Linked DNA regions of Homo sapiens: regions 2 and 3 are each linked to region 1. The links are chromatin loops, found by intact Hi-C in ENCODE. Cell type or tissue: PC-9. All regions are shown on one strand. Links, peaks and the distances in the headings refer to the core of each region. The heading gives the core; the rest is flanking DNA.

The links. Hi-C counts contacts between places; a loop is a spot of excess contacts. Peaks named below come from ENCODE experiments on the same cell type or tissue, not always from the same donor. Only the 100,000 strongest peaks of a DNase experiment are listed, where the experiment ranks them.
Region 2: a loop joins it to region 1, with 11 times the contacts of the local background. A loop is called at or near these places in 16 of 110 quality-filtered maps.
Region 3: a loop joins it to region 1, with 12 times the contacts of the local background. A loop is called at or near these places in 53 of 110 quality-filtered maps.

What each region holds. Positions count from the first base shown.
Region 1 is chr2:38,312,647-38,321,019 of GRCh38, reverse strand. It overlaps ATL2 (atlastin GTPase 2), which reads left to right. Exons shown (of 13, transcript NM_001135673.4): 3 at 2,001-2,135; 4 at 2,381-2,485; 5 at 5,686-5,736; 6 at 6,356-6,412; 7 at 7,777-7,869. Among named protein-coding and RNA genes, the nearest start is that of ATL2, 60 kb to the left of the region's middle. In PC-9, for the core only: CTCF peaks have their summits at 4,883 and 5,089 (motif pointing left); a DNase peak (open chromatin) is centred at 5,099; H3K27ac peaks cover 1,102 bases.
Region 2 is chr2:38,579,051-38,584,050 of GRCh38, reverse strand. HNRNPLL (heterogeneous nuclear ribonucleoprotein L like) reads left to right here. Exons shown (of 13, transcript NM_138394.4): 4 at 125-210; 5 at 1,883-1,979; 6 at 2,066-2,138. Among named protein-coding and RNA genes, the nearest start is that of HNRNPLL, 21 kb to the left of the region's middle. In PC-9, for the core only: a CTCF peak has its summit at 2,328 (motif pointing left); a DNase peak (open chromatin) is centred at 2,310.
Region 3 is chr2:38,505,609-38,510,608 of GRCh38, reverse strand. The region is part of intron 1 of LINC02613 (long intergenic non-protein coding RNA 2613); the gene reads left to right. Among named protein-coding and RNA genes, the nearest start is that of LINC02613, 7.6 kb to the left of the region's middle. In PC-9, for the core only: a CTCF peak has its summit at 2,073 (motif pointing right); a DNase peak (open chromatin) is centred at 2,068.

The DNA.
Region 1 (8,373 bases), core at 2,046-7,045:
CCACGCCTGGCTAATTTTTTTTTTTTTTTTTTGTCATTTTGGTAGAGAGGGGGTTTCACCAAGGCCAGGCTGGTCTTGAACTCCTAGCCTCAAGTGATCCACCTGCCTCAGCCTCTCAAAGTGCTGGGATTACAGGCGTGAGCCACTGTGCCTGGCTGACACTGTTTTGTTTTTGTTTTTGTTTTTGCCACTGTGTGTCTGCTTTTCATAAATTGCTTCATCCCTCATTGGTCCTGTCTTAACCATCTCTCCACTCCTAATTCACGCTTTGTAATTTGTTTTAGACTAGATATCCAAGCTTATTAGAAGTATTTCTGAAACAAAGGCGTTTTTCCTGTGGGGTACATTGAGTAAAGGCTATGTGGGCTTTAAGTATACTAAACTTTAGGGATCTTGACGTCTGTCAAAGGTATTCATTTATTATGTCCCACATTTAATTTTCTAGAAAAATTACCTTATATGTTAACTTTTGTATTATTTCATAATAACAATTTAGCCCTGTGGTTCTAGTTAAAAACTTTTATTATGGAAAATTTTAAACATACCCTAAAATAAAGAGAATTGTATAATGAACTCCAATGTATTTGTCAACATTTTGCTGGTCTTGTTTTATCTGTTCTCTTTTTTCCTTACCTCCCGGAATATTTTAAAGCAAATGCCAGGCATATCCTTTCACTGCAGATACTTGAGTATCTAATAGATAAGGACTCTTTTTTTTCCTAACCACAGTATCATTAGCACACCAAACAATCTTCCTTACCCTAATTTAACACCATCTAATGAGATAACCAGTTTGGGTTCATATTTTCCTGTTGGTTTAAAAAAGACGTTTTAAATAGATGGTTTGTTTAAATCAGGCTCCAAACAAGTCTTGGGGTTATTTTTTAAATTGATTTTTTTTGTTTTTGTTTTTGAGACGCAGTTTCGCTCTTTTGGCCAGGCTGGAGTGCAGTGGCGCGATCTCTGCTCACTGCAACCTCTGCCCACGGGTTCAAGTGATTCTCTTGCCTGAGCCTCCTGAGTAGCTGGGATTATAGGCATATGCCACAACACCTGGCTAATTTTTGTATTTTTAGTAGAGATGGAGTTTCGCCATGTTGGCCAGGCTGGTCTCGAACTCCTGACCTCAGGTGAGCCACCTGCCTCGTCCTCCCAAAGTGCTAGGGTTACAGGCATGAGCCACTGCACCCAGCCTAAAATTGATTATTTTTTAAAGAGGAAATGAAGGCAGTATGAAAACTTACTGTAAGCTATTCTGAGAAAGCAGTGCTGTTTTGACAGTCATTCTACCTGGAACTTAGTTTTGCTTATCTGTGTAACAACATGTTAAAATAATTGGTGCCGAGTTTTTTATGATTTTTAACATTTTAGGAAATATTTCTCTGTCTCTCTCTCTCTCTCTCTTTTTTTTTTTTGTTTTTGAGGCAGGATCTCACTCTGTCACCCAGGCTGGAGTATAGTGGCACAATCTCAGCTCACTGTAGCCTCAACCTCCCAGGTTCAGGTGATCCTCCTACCTCAGCCTGCTGAGTAGCCGGGACTACAGGAGTGTGCCGCCACGCCTGGCTAATTTTTGTACTTTTTGTAAAGATGGCGTTTTGCCACGTTGGCCAGGCTGGTCTCAAATTCCTGGCCTCAAGTGATATGCCCACTTCAGCCTCCCAAAGTGCTGGGATTACAGGCATGAGCTGTCATGCCCAGCCAGGATATCTTTCAGAAAAGGGGGAAAGTGAGTATAACCCCACTTATTTAGAAGCCTAGAGAGTAGTAGTGTGAGCTGATTTGAGAAGATTCGAGTTTGGAGGAGACCACGTCTCTATAAGAAAAAGAACCCCACATGGGATTTAAGGACTGCTTTGTAACTACTTGTTTGTTACACAGTGTTTTTTTTGTCTTTCCGGGTTTAGCTTCCCCATCTGTAAAATAAAGAATGGGTGATTTTTTGGTTTCTTTTATTTCTTAATTGTGTTGTATTTTACATTTATCCTTGACTTTAACAGGATTCTCAAAGTTGGATTGGTGGAAACAATGAACCATTGACAGGCTTTACATGGCGAGGTGGCTGTGAAAGAGAAACAACAGGCATACAAGTTTGGAATGAAGTATTTGTGATTGACAGACCTAATGGAACTAAAGTAAAATTCTGTTTATACTTTTCTACCCTGTATTCTTTCTTGGGCTATTTTCCAGTATTAAAAATCAAAACAACACAGAACTATTAATGTTTGATAACTTTAACATACGGATTATTATGTCAAATGTATGAGATATAAGTACTTTTCTTGATTTAATTACTGCTTTTCAAATTTATCATTTGATTTTTTTTATAGTCATTTTTGGCAACTGTTTTACTAAATATTTTAAACTCTCAAATTCCTAGGTTGCTGTGCTGCTTATGGATACCCAGGGTGCCTTTGATAGCCAGTCAACTATCAAAGACTGTGCAACGGTGTTTGCTCTGAGCACTATGACTAGCTCTGTCCAGGTGAGACACAAGATTAAGTGGTGCGATCAGTTCACGTAATCATTTGGCCCCTTTTTTTTTTCTTTTTTGAGACAGAGTTTCACTCTTGTTGCCCAGGCTGGAGTACAGTGGCGTGATCTCGGCTCACTGCAACCTCTGCCTCCTGGGTTCATTCTCCTAACCCGAGTAGCTGAGATTACAGGCCCCCGCCACCATGCCCAGCTAATTTTTTTGTATTTTTAGTAGAGACGGGTTTCACCACGTTGGGCAGGCTGGTCTCGAACTCCTGACCTCAGGTGACCCGCCCACCTCGGCCTCCCCAAGTGCTGGGATTACAGGCGTGAGCCACTGAGCCTGGCATTTGCCCCTCTTGAAAATGCCTTTTTAATTTTTTTTGAGATGGATTCTCACTATGTTGCCCAGGTTGGAGTGCAGTGGCTATTCATGGGTGTGATCATGCACACTCTAGCTTTTGGGCTGAAGTGATCCTCCTGCCTCAGCCTCCTGAGTAGCTGGGACTGTCAGCATATGCCACCTTGTGCTGGCAAAATGCCTTTTGATTGAAGGGAAAAAAAAGGAAGCTATTTACATTTCTTGAGAGCTATTTACATTTCTTATTGGTTATTTACATTTCCATGCATGGTTTTCTGGCTTATGATGTGAAATTTTGTACTTTGGATAGTTACAAAGGATGCAATAAACCAACAACCAGTCTCTTTAGTTTTTCATTATGGAATACATACTTTTTTTTTTAAAGGAAAAGATATCACATGTTATCTGTAATTGAAATCAGATAGATGGCTACCAGACACAGTAATATGGAGAGTATATTTTTGTTTTTTTGGCTAAAACAAACAAAAAACCCAGGTAATTAAGCTTAGAAGTCTAGTTTTTTATTCTGTATCTATGACAAGTGGTACTCAGTTATTTGAACTAAAGGAGATAAAAGCAGAGTAATTACTTAATGTTTAATTTAGGAAACCCAGACAAGGCTTATGTAATAATAAACTGAGGATTTTTAGCACCTTCATTTAGGAAGGGATAAAATCCCTTCTCTTTTTCACTTATATTCAAATTGTGTTTGGTGTTCTATCCGGTTCTAGTTTCTTCAGGCTAGGCCATTTCTTTTCTGTATAATTTAGATGGATTGGACTGAATTAAACTACCACATGTCATTTGGTGTTTCTTTACTTTTTCTTTTCTGAGATCATCTGTGGCTGATACATCTCTGAAAAATGAATTATTGAAGTATGGCGGTTAGGCCCAGCTGGTGATGGTGTATCAAGAAGTATATTTGCAAATATTTTTTTAAAATGGGTATGTGATCCTCCCAAGATAAGAAATTGTTCTTATCAATGGTAGATCATAGGTGATGCTGTCACAGTGTCTTGGATTTTTTTATGCTTTCCAGTAATGTCTGGAACATATGACTCGTCTCTCTAAGCTCCCATTTTCCTCCTTCCTCAGTTTGAAGTACCTAGCCATCAGAGTGGAAAGAAGGTTGGCTGTTAACCTGAGCTAAAAGAAGAATACTCTTCAGCTTGGCTTCAGTTTATTATAGGGTTGGGATATTTGTCATTACCCACTAAGTGACGCTGGTGGGGACCCTCTAAGTCTCTTTTTTTCTCTGATCTTGCAAGATGGCACAGCTGTGATTCCCTTGAAGCAAGCAGAAGCCCCTCAGGTTAGCTGGCTCTAGAGGGAGTTCTCGAGTTCTCTGTCCTAAAACTTATCCCTTAGTCTTTTTTTGTTTATTTATTCAACTTTTTGATAGTAAGAGACCTGGTTTTAGACAGCCACTTAAAGCTGTGCAGCCACTTTGTTGTCTGTAAAATGAGTTTTACTCATCTTGCCTATCTTGGATGTGGTTGTTGTGTGCAGTCAGAAATGAGAGCTAAATGAGATAATGCATATGAAAGTGCTTTGTAAAGTATAAATAACCAAGAAGATTAAGATTATGATTATTTTCTTCCTTGCCTTTGGGTGGGGGGGGTAGTTTTCTTTCCTTATGTAAGATATCTGGCTGATAGATAAATGATAATTTGATCTTCTTGTCATTTATTCCTTCAACAAATACATACTGAGCACCTGTTACATACAAGACAGTATGCTAAGTACTAATGATCTAAGTTAAATAAATCTCTTTCTCTGTTTGCTGTTTGCAACCTGGCCCTGACAATGAAAGGATCCAGACCTATTTTCTAAAAGCAGAGGCCCACATAGGTTGGTCATGGTGTCAGGGTTTATGTTAAAATCTAAAGTTTAATCACCTCAGTCATCAATTACTTTTTAAATCCTTGTTTGGAATTAGTAGCTAAGAATATCATTTTAGGTTTGCTGGCCTAAATTGACTATATTCTTGACCTCCAAGTGGTTTAGCCAGAGTATCACTTATTTGCTCCTAGAACAGATTGTTCTCTCTTCGGAGTCACCCTGGTTCCTAAGATGTAAGTTATTTCTTAGCAGAGGTGATATTTGTTGATGGCCACTTTTCTCCTGTGGCAGTGTAGATTACTGTCTAAAGATCTGTCTTAGAATTAATGGATGAAAATCCCCGTTTCCTGAGGATACTTAGACCCTCCTTTATCAACTCTAGTCTCCTCCAAAAAATTCTGGAAAGGGCAAGAGTGCCACCTACTGTTACTTTTATTAGCTTCCACAGGCCAGTAAAATTGTCATGTTGAGTGTAAGTGAAAACTGATGAGTAAGTAAACTGAGGAGTGTGAGTAAAAAGAGAACCACACTAGAGTCAGTAGTAGTGGAGGTACCCCTGAGTAACTGTATACTCTGATTGTACCAGGGAAGAATTTATCTTTGTAAACTGTTGCCCCTTATATTCACTAATTTAGAAAAATGATGGTGGAAATAACCTACACTCTTTAAAAAATGATCGTATCTTAACATTAAAGAGCTTAGAGAAGGAGTACAAGAAACCTACTAGATACCACACTTGTTCTTCTACCACTTTTAGGCCATGAGTATACATATATTCATGCTTTTTGCATATTTTACCACCACTGCTTCTTCCTTAATATTCTATCTTGACTATTGTTAGGAAAAAAGAGAAAATCCTTTTCACATGTCAGTTGTCAAGATAGTAGTTAAATGATTCCTTTGCGCTGAGATACAAAATAACCTTTTTTCCACAAGTAAAGTTATACAGAAGCTGGGTATTCAGAACAAAACACTAATAAAAAACAAAATAAATTTTGTTTCAACAGGTATATAATCTGTCTCAGAATATTCAAGAAGATGATCTTCAACATTTGCAAGTACGTATTTCTTTTTTTAATTTTTATTTTTTGAGATGGAGTTTCGCTCTTGTTCCCCAGACTAGAGTACGGTGGCACAATCTTGGTTCACTGCAACCTCCCCCTCCCAAGTTCAAGGGATTCTCCTGCCTCAGCCTCCCAAGTAGCTGGCATTACAGGCATGTGCCACCATGCCTGGCTAATTTTGTATTTTTAGTGGAGATGAAGTTTCACCATGTTGGTCAGGCTGGTCTTGAACTTCTAACCTTGGGTGATCCGCCCGCCTCGGCCTCCCAAAGTGCTGGGATTACCCGGCGTGAGCCGCTGCGCCCGTCTGCGAGCACATATTTCTTAAAGAAAATGTGCCAACTATTGAAATTTAATTCTCACTTTATTATGAATTTACACTTGGAAGCCTATAATACTGGTAACACGATTGAATGTTATATGGGTTTAAACTGGTGTATGACTTCTTAACTGGAAGAAATTTTGTACATACCTAGTGTGTTAGAAAATTAAATGTTTGGCTTTGAAATGATTTTAAAGGTTCTGGTACCTGGAGCTTTGGTGTGGAACAGGTTTACACATGTCTTCTTTCAATCTCTTTAGAGGCATTATTTTAACTAACTCTATTTAATAGTTATTTACAGAGTATGGAAGACTTGCGATGGAAGAAATCTACCAGAAACCATTTCAGGTAAAAAAGTTATTCTAACATTTTAAAGATTAGCCTATGAGAAGTTGTGAAGCCACCTCAGTTTGTAATTTTGGAGACACCAGGATATTACAATAGACTCATTGCTAGCAACAGATTCAGTGCAATCGAAACTAACCTTTGGTAGTATCATCAGCATACTTATCAGTAGGCGAACAGGATAAATAGAATAAATGAATCTAGGCTAATTCTTAATGCTTTCACTTAGATTAAGGGGAGTAATGTTTCTCTTAACAGATGTTATTCTAAACTTAAGACAATAGGAAATATATGACAGTCATGCCATTTTTTTTTTATACGTGGTAACTACAGAATGTTACAGGTTTCTTTTTTGTGGTTTACTACAAGTTGAAATTAGTTCTGTTACTCTTTATTTTGGTTTCATATAGAAAAGTTCCAGATAGTTTATTTTTTGAAGCAAGTGTAATTTGTAAGTTGCCATTAATACTGTTTGGTGAGCTGCAGTTACAGTAGGAGAGCATGACTCTACCATGTTTGCTCCTAAGTGTGTGAAGCCTTTCCGGTATGACAGCATTGCTACTGATTGTTAATCTTAATGGGTTTACATTGATTCTGCCTCACTCTTGTCTGGCTAGTATGGTCACTTTTATTAAGTAGTTGAGCAGATGATGCCTTCGTTTTTGGATATATAGGTGAAATATACCCTATTTGGCCTATATCAGTTTTTTCTGAACTGGGATCATTTTGCCACCCAAGGGGACATTTGCTAATGTCTGGAGACATTTTTGGTTGTCACAGTTTTGTGGGAGAGCTTAGTGCCTCTTGGTATCTAGCATATAGAGGCCAGAAATATGGTTCAACGTTCTACAATACACAGGACAGCCACACACAACTAAGAATTAACTGACCCAAAATGTCAGCAGTGCTGACCCAAAATGTCAGCATTTGAGAAATCTAACCCTATATGAGTAAAAACATCCTCTGTGAGTGAAAATGTCCTTATTGACCCCAGATCTATAATCAGTCTAGATAGCCATCTAGAATTAGTTGGTCTTGTAGTTACACAACCATGATTTAAAATTATGATCCGTGTGTCCTGATACACCCATTTTTCATTTTTAAAGTCCTGTATTACTGCTTGTGGTGACTCTTTCTTTATATTTAGTGAAGTTCTTCAGTGGCAGCGATTGCTTGGTATAGGGCCTGAGAATGTTGTTTAAGTGGGTCCTTGATATAACCATGACCAGTACTGACCATTTAGTTACTATAACTTTTGATAAGGATTGTTTAGGAGAGTAAGAGAGGCTTCAATTGTTAAGAGTTGTGATTTTTTCGTAAATTTTCTTTATTGTAAAATAAACAATTTTTATTTTTTCTGTGTATAGACATTAATGTTTTTGATTCGAGATTGGAGCTATCCTTATGAACATTCATATGGTTTGGAAGGTGGAAAGCAATTTCTTGAAAAGAGATTACAGGTAAGACCCTAATGCTTAAAGAGGAGAACATAAGCACCAAGCTAGGCAAACGGGTGGGCTGTCCGGACTGCTGGTCACATTACCAGTATTTACGTGTCGTTGGAATAAAGTATTCCAGGTTAGCCCAAGTGACTCTGTTTGTAATTGATGAAAAGTAAAGTGGTTGCATTCCTACCAAAGAAGACAGTGTCCTTGAATCAAAATTAAGGATCATGATCCTTTATTCCTAAAGGTAGCCCCCCATGGAAGTACTTGTGTATTAGTCTGTTCTCACACAGCATAAAGAACTACTTGAGACTGGGTAATTTATGAAGAAAAGAGGTTTAATTGACTCACAGTTCCACAGGCTTAACAGGAAGCATGACTGGGAGGCCTCAGGAAACTTACAATCATGGCGGATGGTGAAGGGAAAAGCAAGCACCTTCTTTTTTTTTTTTTTTTTTTAAGACAGTCTCACACTATTGCCTGGGCTGGAGTGCAATGGCACGATCTTGGCTCACTGCA
Region 2 (5,000 bases), core at 1-5,000, 270 kb before region 1:
TTTTATTAATCAATAGAAATGACATCTTGACAGTTGATAGTTTTTAGGTAAAACAAAACGAAGTATAGCTTTAATGTTTTTTCAGATGTAAAGTGTGAAGAAATCTTTTTCTTTTCCTTCATAGGATGTTTTATATACTGTATGCAACCCTGTTGGCAAAGTGCAACGTATTGTTATATTCAAGAGAAATGGGATACAAGCAATGGTTGAATATCCTTTATTTGTAAATTTTTATTGATGTGTAATTCATACGGATCTTATTTTTTCTGGCTTAAGCATTTCTAGACAAGTGGTGTTTACTTTGTCCTCTCACAAAAATCTACGTGACTTAGCTTTAAAAAATGAAACTGCAGTACTCATAGGGAATTTTACTATTTATGATAAGAATAACTTGCTACCAGAAAGCAATCTAGTGCTTCCTTTTTAAGCTGTTAAATAACACTATTTGAAGATATGTACACTTGTACTATTTTGGAATTTATCCTAAGTGAACTTTTCTGACTCCCTCTTAAAGTAGTTTGGAAGTACCAAAACTTTAGAGTCAGTAAAATCTTACCTTTTTTTATTGAACCTTTAAAATGGTAATGGTTTATGTAAAAACTTCTTTATGTTAAATTTGTCACACATTGAGTAAGAAGAGCAAGTTACAAAATAGTATAGATAATACACTTTCCCCCAAGCTGGACCCATCTTAAATAATAATAATAAAGAGAAAACCCCAACCTACGTGTGCATGTGTATGCATAGAAGAAGGTAGGGATATACAGCAAACGCTTTAATAGTGCTTACTTCTGGCAAGGGACTTATGTTTTATCTTTGTTTTTTTACCTTATATACCTTTGTGATTTTATTTTTTTAAGATTATGGACTTAAGTAATTTTTTTAAAAACTGATAAAATTTTAGATAGAGTATTATAAAACTATGCCTTCTCAGAAATATGTAAAAATCATGTATTTGTTTTGTATTACTTTGGCTCTTTGTAATGTTCTTCTTAAAGAGTAAAATCTTTTCTGTTTCAAGGTTGCAAGTTGTCCTTTGCTAGGGAATGGGACCATGCTCCATTATCTCCTCTGCTTTCCGATTTATAAAGTACTAATGATGACCTAAAAGAATTAAGGTAGATAGTTCGGTTGTATTATGTTTTCTTTGGTACCCTTGATTTTTTTTTTTTTTTTAAGATGGAGTTTTGCTTTTTGTTGCCCAGGGTGGTCAAGTGATTCCCGTGTCTCAGCCTCCCAAGTAGCTGGGATGACAGGCACCTGCCACCACACCCAGCTAATTTTTGTATTTTTAGTAGAGATGGGGCTTCACCATGTTGGCCAGGCTGGTCTCGAACTCCTGAGCTCAGGCTGTTCACCTGGTTCAGCCTCCCAAAGTGCTGGGATTACAGGCGTGAGCAACTGTGCCCAGCCACCCTTGATCTTAAAAATAAATTCTCCTGGCCAGGCGCAGTGACTCACGTCTGTGATCCCAGCACTTTGGGAGGCCGAGGCGGGCGGATCACGAAGTCAAGAGATCGAGACAATCCTGGTCAACATGGTGAAACCCCGTATCTACTAAAAAAATTAAAAATTAGCCGGGTGCGGTGGCACACACCTGTAGTCCCAGCTACTTGGGAGGCTGAGGCAGGAGAATTGCTTGAACCCGGGAGGTGGAGGTTGCATTGAGCCCAGGTCGCGCCACTGCACTCCTGGTGATAGAGCAAGACTCCGTCTCAAAAACAAAACAAAACAAAAAATTCTCTTAAAATTCATCCTGAAATTGGTAAAACATTTCCAGAAGTAAAAGAGCTACTTCTGATTATTTTCAATCCTGTCCTTTGGGAGTGAATAATGATTAAGTATCAGATACCTTAAACCGAATTTCCTTAATAGAGCTTATGTTTGAATCAGTCCTTTGTGCCCAGAAAGCTAAAGCAGCACTCAATGGAGCTGATATATATGCTGGATGTTGCACACTAAAAATTGAATATGCACGGGTAAATATTTTTTTCAACACCCTACCCAAGAAATATTTATGCTTTGGATATGCAGTTTGAACTTACATTATTTTCAATCTTAACAGCCAACTCGTCTAAATGTTATTAGGAATGACAATGACAGTTGGGACTACACTAAACCATATTTGGGAAGACGAGGTAGGTATTTTATACATTTTAGAATGTACTTGATCTGCTGACAAATTTTTATATGCAGTTAGATTCTTTTTTCCTGAGATGAGCTAGTTAATTCAAATGAAAACCTTGTTGATGAATGCTTTTGTTGCAAAAGGCCATGTAATGCTGGAAAATAACCTTGAACATTAGTGCCCCCTACTGGTATGTACTGAGCTATTTATATTTAGTTCAACAAGGAGCCCACACATTCAGGCACGCCCGCAGTTCAAGGACTTGCATTTCTCCAAGCAGCTCTCTCTCTTTGGAGGAGAGGAAACTGATTCAGAATATTCCTTACAAACTGCAAACTTGCACACTGCTTCTCTATGGAAAGGACTTTCCCCCAAGCTGGACGAGGCATTAAGAAGGATAGAGGACTCCAGCAGGCTGACTCTACACTTCATCATGCACAACATCGGCATCAGCAAAAAGCCCTCTGAAAAACTCAGACTCGCAATTCACCTTGACTGCATACTGCATGCACCATCACCCCAAGTTTTTAAAGGAGGACACTTAACAGTACTTCAGAATTGCATGGGATGAACACCATGATAGACTGTGCCCATTTATACAAGTTGTATGTATATATTGGTCTGATTTCCCTTAAGGTTTCAGTTGTAGAATTTAAGACTTTCCACTAACGGAAACTAGACTTCATCTGCAATGTTGTAAATCTTAATGCCCATTACTGTGACTGTGTGCAGCTTAGATTCAAATTGTTAATTGGCAAATAACCAGGACCAGTTTATTAACAGGTCTTGGGAATTGATAATGCTCAACCAATCCACACAGATAGAAAAATAAAAGGATTAGAAAGGTGCACACTTGCTGCATTGTTTACTTTTTAAATTTTTTGTTTTTTTCTCAATTGTGGTCACTGAACAGAAATTCTAACATAATGAAAAGGTGCATTATATGTGAAAGACGTTCTTCTGTGTGGTTTGATTTTTGTAAAGTGGCTGTTTATAAGTTGTCACTTTTTGTAACAATTTAAGGTTATCACTGTCAATTTGTGTAACTAGAAATTTTGACATTTCAAATGTAGGTGAAAGTAACATGTCTGTTCAAGATAGAATATCTTTAAACTTGATAAATCTGAAAATAAGAGCATTTCATTTGGGATGCATCTTCACCTATAAGTGCTAGATTTCGTGAGGATAAATTTGACTGATAAAATTGTTCAACTAACTGTGTGGCAATTCTGGAATATACAAATTAAAATGTGGATCTTGTAAAAACAAGGGGGCTGCAGTATTGGCTACATCTTAACTACAATATCAGTGTTTGAACTACAGGGTGGAAAAGCTCAAGATGAGTATGTCTGTAAAAGTCAGTAACTAGAAAAAAATTTTATGGCATACAAAATACCTTGGGGAGTGGGTACTCTATAGTGCATGTACTCTAGCAAAAAGAAAAAGACAATGTGATGATTGATCTTTTGCATGTTTGCATATTTAGGACTTTTAGATGATTGGCTCCTTTAACTCTCAATTCCCAGGAAATCATCTTGCCTTATGCATGAAATTGCAAATAGGTTTGTTTTGTAATGCAGCTTTGGCTAGACCCCATGTTTTTCACTACTTATGGAAATCTGCCTGGCCTTGGGTTGGTACAGTTGATGTCAGTATTAGAAAGCACATCCTTAGCACTGAAACAACCGGACAAGTGGTTGATGAGAAATGTCTCACTTCTGTCAATTTACAGTTATTGACCACTCGGTTTTGTTTTTTTAAAAAAATCTCATTTGAAATAGTTGTGGTTACATTTTTCTCAGGGGCTCTTTAAACAGGTGTAGATAAGCTTATTTTAATAGTGTTTACATCTATTCTTTTAAAGGGTCTGATGTTTACACAAAGCCAGCTGAGGTTAGTTCTTCATATAATTCTAGTCAGATAAGTTTAGAAATGTATAAGGTATATATGTGAATAGTGAAATATAATTAAAGCACGTAAAACGTTTTTAGTTTATGCTTTGAAGGAAAATTTTTTGTTTTCTAATTCCTTACAGATATTTGTCTTGCGAGACCATAACAGTTTATGTTTTTGTTTCTGTAGAGCTCTTAGCTTGCACTCAAATTGATAGCTATTGAAACTGTTAGGTTGCTATCCCCAAATAAAGACCTTCATAACATTTTTTTTTTTAACCAAAAAAAATAAAAACTTTTTTAAAAACATACCCTCACTTTTTTCAAAGCCCTTTTCAGCTTGAATTACATTTTAGTGTAAAGAATCCCTAACCAGGACGCCAGGGAACCCCTCCAGAAATCTTAGAACCTGTAGTAGATAGGTGCATCTTTTTGGGGAGAATGTTCACAGCTTCCATCAGATCATTTGACTCTAGGAAAGCTTACCACTGTTTAGAAACTGATATATTTAGGGTTCAACTTTCTGCTCACTTCTGTTTTACGTGACCTGTTACGCAGTGAATACTTCAAATGAAGTGAATTATTATTAATTTTTTAATTATTTTATTTTATTTTATTATTATTATACTTTAAGTTTTAGGGTACATGTGCACAATGTGCAGGTTAGTTACATATGTATACATGTGCCATGCTGGTGTGCTGCACCCATTAACTCGTCATTTAGAAGTGAATTATTAATGAGAATGTTTGGCTGAAAGATAGCTTGGAAGATAATCTACTCTAACTCCTTCATTTATGAATGAAAATTGTTTCTGTGACTATACAGCAAATTAGTGGTTTAAGTTGGAATCGTCTGATTCCCAACCCAGTTCTCTTTCCTTTATAGCACACTGTTAACTGTATCAATAAAACTGAGTCATGAAGACATTATGGTTGTTGTGGTTTTAAGATTCCTAGGTCAGATAAGGATTTGTATTTAG
Region 3 (5,000 bases), core at 1-5,000, 190 kb before region 1:
TTGCAGTGAGCCAAGATCACACCACTGTACCTCCAGCCGGGGTGACAGAGTGAGACTCCATCTCAAAAACAAAAAAACAAACAAACAAAAATCCCAAAAAACAGCAACAAGAAGATTAAACACAGACACAGACCTTTTCCCTCCAGAACCTTAGAAATGAATGAAGGGACCAGTAGCTGCACAGATCATTCTAGTAAAGACAATATATAATAAGAGAAATCATTTTTTGTTTAAATATTGATTTGCTGATTCCTATAAAAATGCTTCTTTTGCCCTTTTTTTCTTCCCATGAGCCTTTCTTGCCTCTTCAATGTTATCTGATTGTACTTTCCAGCTCATGGACATTACACAAAATGGCAGTTCCTAGGAAAAGCGAGAATAGAAAAAAAACCATAGCTTTTCAGTCAATTCTTGTTAACACTAGAGCCCGGAAGGGTCATGTAGGTCAATGAACTGTTGCTCCTGGCAATTGAAATAATTTATCCTCTGAAAAAGAGAGATCAGGACTGCCCCAGAGCTAAGTTAAAAACTGTGGGGTTAAGGCAGGGCACAGTAATGCCTGTAATATCTGTGCTTTGGAAGGCTGAGGCAGGAGGAGTGTCTGAGGCCAGGAGTTAGAGACCAGCCTGGGCAACATAGTGAGACATGACTGTGTCACTGTACTCCAGCCTGGACGACAGAGTGAGACTCTGTCTCTAAAAACAGAATAAAACAAAACAAAAAACCTGTGGGACTACCTGAGGTCTAGGACTAGATTGTCAAGACAGGAGAAGGGTAATGACCTGGGCAGCACAGCAAAGGCTTCTGGAAAGGACACACACAGCTTCTTATCTCTGCTCTCTATATCCTGCTCATGACTTCAAGACGTCATGGTGCTTTTCTGAACCTCAGTCTCTTCATTTGCAGCATGGCTATAATATCCATACTATCCACCTCACAGGGTTCTCGTAAGAATAGAATGAGTTACCATATATACATAAACTCCATCCTCAGCACACAACACAGGACTTAGTGGCTGCCTCTCATTTCAGGAGAACTCACATTTCTTAGTTCACTGGGAAAAGGTTGAGATTGGCAAGTATCCCACATCCATTAGAGAGGTGACTCAGCGATTATCCTTCTAAGGATTAAAAACAGCTTTATCAGGCAGCCACTCTGCTGCGATGTACATGATTTAATTCAATTTAATCATCTCAACAACCCTACAAGGAAGGTATTTTCTTCCCCCTTAGACAGAGGATGAAATCAAAGTTCAGAAGAGTTGATTACACCCTGCCTGAATTCACCTAGGGATTTGAACTCAGATCTGTCTGACTTCAGGTTCATTTACTTTTTACTCTGCCCCATTGGCTTTCAGCTTTGATAGATATGGAAATAAAACCTAGCCCTTCACATCAGGCCATTATCCTATACACCCAAGTAGGCCATGGAGAAATGGCCTTTCTCTAAGGGGAAATGGGATCTCTGGAAAAGTCACCTTGCTTCTGGGCCATTGCATGGAGACAGCTGGGGTCCAGTGAGATGCCAGTGCCCAACAAATGGGCACCAGCTCTTCATCCTCCTCTCTCTGTCTCTCTTTCTCTAGCATCACATAGGATGACCTCAAAGCCAACAGCTATGGAATGCATCTTCCTGGCCTCACAGGTCTCTTGAAGCTGCCGGCTGCCCCCAGCAATCAAGCCAGATGGATGTTTTGGGTGGAAGCCTAGCTGGGAAACAGCTTGCGGGCTGAGCAGGGGTGTTCAGTGGGCAAGGGGCAGGCTTCACGCTAACTCTTTCTCCATGCAGTGCTGCTTCCTCCTTCTGGCCTGCTTTCTGATGTCCCCAAGGCCTTTTCAAGTAGGAGTGGAAGGACAGAGTGGATGTGGCCAATCAAGAAACAGCATCCTCTAATCAGGTCACCCAGGCAGCCCCTCATCTAACCCAGCTGGCTCTGAGCCCTTTGCCTGGGGATCATTCTGTTTTGTAACAGCAAGGCTGACCTCAAGCGAGGCCACTTGGTCTGGATCTTTGATCTAAACAAGCACGAGGGCTTTCTCTCTGGAGACTTCTGTCTTGTTGGCAGGTCTCCAGAAGGGGGCGTTGCTGTTGCATGTGTCAATAGGATAGTAAGATTTAGGAACAAGCTGCAGTCGTTTAGGCAAGGGAGGTTGCGAGTTAGTCCTTTGCTCGGACTGCTTTTGTCACCAAGGGTAAGTGCTTGCTGATGACTTTTGCTCCGGTACAGAAGTATCTAAACTTTCCAGAGATGTGTAAAAGAGAGCCTTATAAAATTTAGGAGAACACATCAAAGTTACTAGATAGAAGGTCATTATACAAAAATTAACTTGCATTTTAAGGTACCAACCACAGTTAGAAAATAAAAAAATTTAAAGCTAACACCTATAAAAGAAACAAAAGCTATAAGGTACCAGAAATATATACATGATCTTTATGAAGAAAATTATAAAACTTTACTTGTTTAGGTATTCTTTTTGTTTTGTTTTGTTTTTGTTCTTAGGGTTTTTTAGAGACAAGGTCTCTCTCTGTTGCCCAGGCTAGGGTGCAGTTGGCACCATCATAGCTCACTGCAGCCTTGAATTCTTGGACTCAAGCAATCCTCCTGCTTCAGATTCCCAAGTAACTGGGACTACAGGTGGATGACACCACACCTGGCTAATTTTTTTTTTTTTTTTGTAAAATAGGATCTCACTATGTTGCCCAGCCTGGTCTCGAACTTCTGGCCTCAAGTGATCCTCCTGCCTTGGCCTCCCAAAGTGCTGTGATTACAGATGTGAACCACTGTGCCTGGCCTAGGTATTCTTTAATAGATAGATAAGATGTATTTATGATATGAAGATACAGTGTCATAAATTTCTTTTTTTTTTTTTTTTTGAGATGGAGTCTCACTCTGTTGCCCAGGCTGGAGTGTAGTGGCATGATCTCGGCTTACTGCAAGCTCTGCCTCCTGGATTCATGCCATTCTCCTGCCTCAGCCTCCCGAGTAGCTGGGACTACAGGTGCCCACCGGCACGCCCGGCTAATTTTTTGTATTTTTTAATAGAGACAGGGTTTCACTGTGTTAGCCAGGATAGTCTCGATCTCGTGATCTCGTGATCTGCCTGCCTTGGCCTCCCAAAGTGCTGGGATTACAGGTGTGAGCCACTGCACCCAGCCTTGGTGTCATAAATTTCAATTCTTCCCAAATTATAAATTCTTTGTGACTCCAACCAAATTCACATAGGATTTTTTTTATGGGTCTAGACAGGATGATTCTAACATTGTTCTGAAAAAGGACCAAAAATAGTTAAGAAATTTTGAAAAACACAAGATGAGCGACTCACCCTATAAGACTATAAGACCTGTTAAATTAAGACTGTGTGGCTTTAGCCAAGAAAGAGACAAACAGACCAATAGAACAGAATAGAGACTCGCAAAACAGATCTCTGTACTTATGAAGACTTGATATATGACAGAGGTGACATGCAGATGAGTAGAGAAAGAATAAATTATTCAATTAGTGGTACTGGGAATTTGATAGCCCATATTGAAAACGAACCCAACAATATGAAATTTTAGGTGAAAAAAATTTTAAGTAAAACTTTCAGACTTCTAGGAGAAAATACAGAAAAACTTCCAAGATCACAGTGTAGGCAATAATATCATAAAACAGAAATAAGTACAAGCACTAAAGAAAAACATTCGTAAATTTATGTGCATTAAAATGTAAAGCTTTGGCTGGGCATGGTGGTTCATGCCTATAATCTCAGCACTTTGGCAGGCCAAGGTGGGAGGGTCACTTGAGCCCAGGAGTTTAAGACCAGTCTAGGAAACCTAGTGAGACCCCATCTCTACAAAAGATAGGAAAAAATAGTCGAGCATTGTGTTAGTCCATTCTCATACTGCTATAAAGAACTATCTGAGACTGGGGAATTTATAAAGAAAAGAGATTTAATTGACACACAGTTCTGCAGACTGTACAGGAGGTATGGCTGGGGAGGCCTTAGGAAATTTACAATCATGATGGAAGGTAAAGGGGAAGCAAGCACATCTTCACATGGTGGCAGGAGAGAGAGAGAGAGAAGGGGGAAGTGCTACACACTTTTAAACAACCAGATCTTGTGAGAAGTCCATCATGAAACAGCACTAGGGAGATGGTGCTAAACCATTAGAAACCACCCCCATGAGCCAATCACCTTCCACCAGGCCCCTCCTCCAACACATGGGGATTACAATCAACATGAGATTTTGGTGGGGACACAGAGCCAAACCATATCAGGCATGGTGGTGTGCCCCTGTAGTCCCAGCTTCTTAGGAGACTGAGGTGGGAGGATTGCTTGAGCCAGGGAGGTTGAGGCAGCAGTGATCTGTAATCATGCCACTGCACTCCAGCCTGGGTGACAGAGACCCTGTCTCAAACAAACAAACAAACAAAAAAAGGTAAAGCTTCTTTTCCTCAAAATATGCCATAAAGTAAAATAAAAAACAGACAAACACAAACTGGGAAAAGATATTTGCAATGTGGCAGTCAGGGGAGTGTGCTGTTCGGCTCCTTTCAACAGAGACACACTTATGAGGTGTGATTGGCTGACAGCCTGGAGTTGCCTCATCTTCAGGATCCACCACTGTGTTCTAGCAGAGGCTCTGCTAGCTCTGACCGATCCTAGCCAATGTCTGAGTACGGAGGGAGTACCAGAGTTGAGTCATTCCTGCTCAGTGTGGGACTTCTTTAAAAGGCAAACTTTCTTCTGAGGCTCCCCATTAGCCTGGCTGACTTTCTCAGAGCTGCCCTGCAGATGGAGGCTTTTCCCACCCAATTCTCTTTCCTCTTCTTCCCTTTCACAGGCATAAAGACCTGCACTGGGGTCTGAAAACTCTCCCCAACCATGCCTGCTCTTTTCCCCATTATCCTGCGCAGGTATTACCCCCCATTATTGTCTTGCACTTCCAATTTTGTTTTGATTTCTGCTTCTTGGAAGACTTGAATTAATATAGCCTATAAAGAACAAAAGACTAGTATC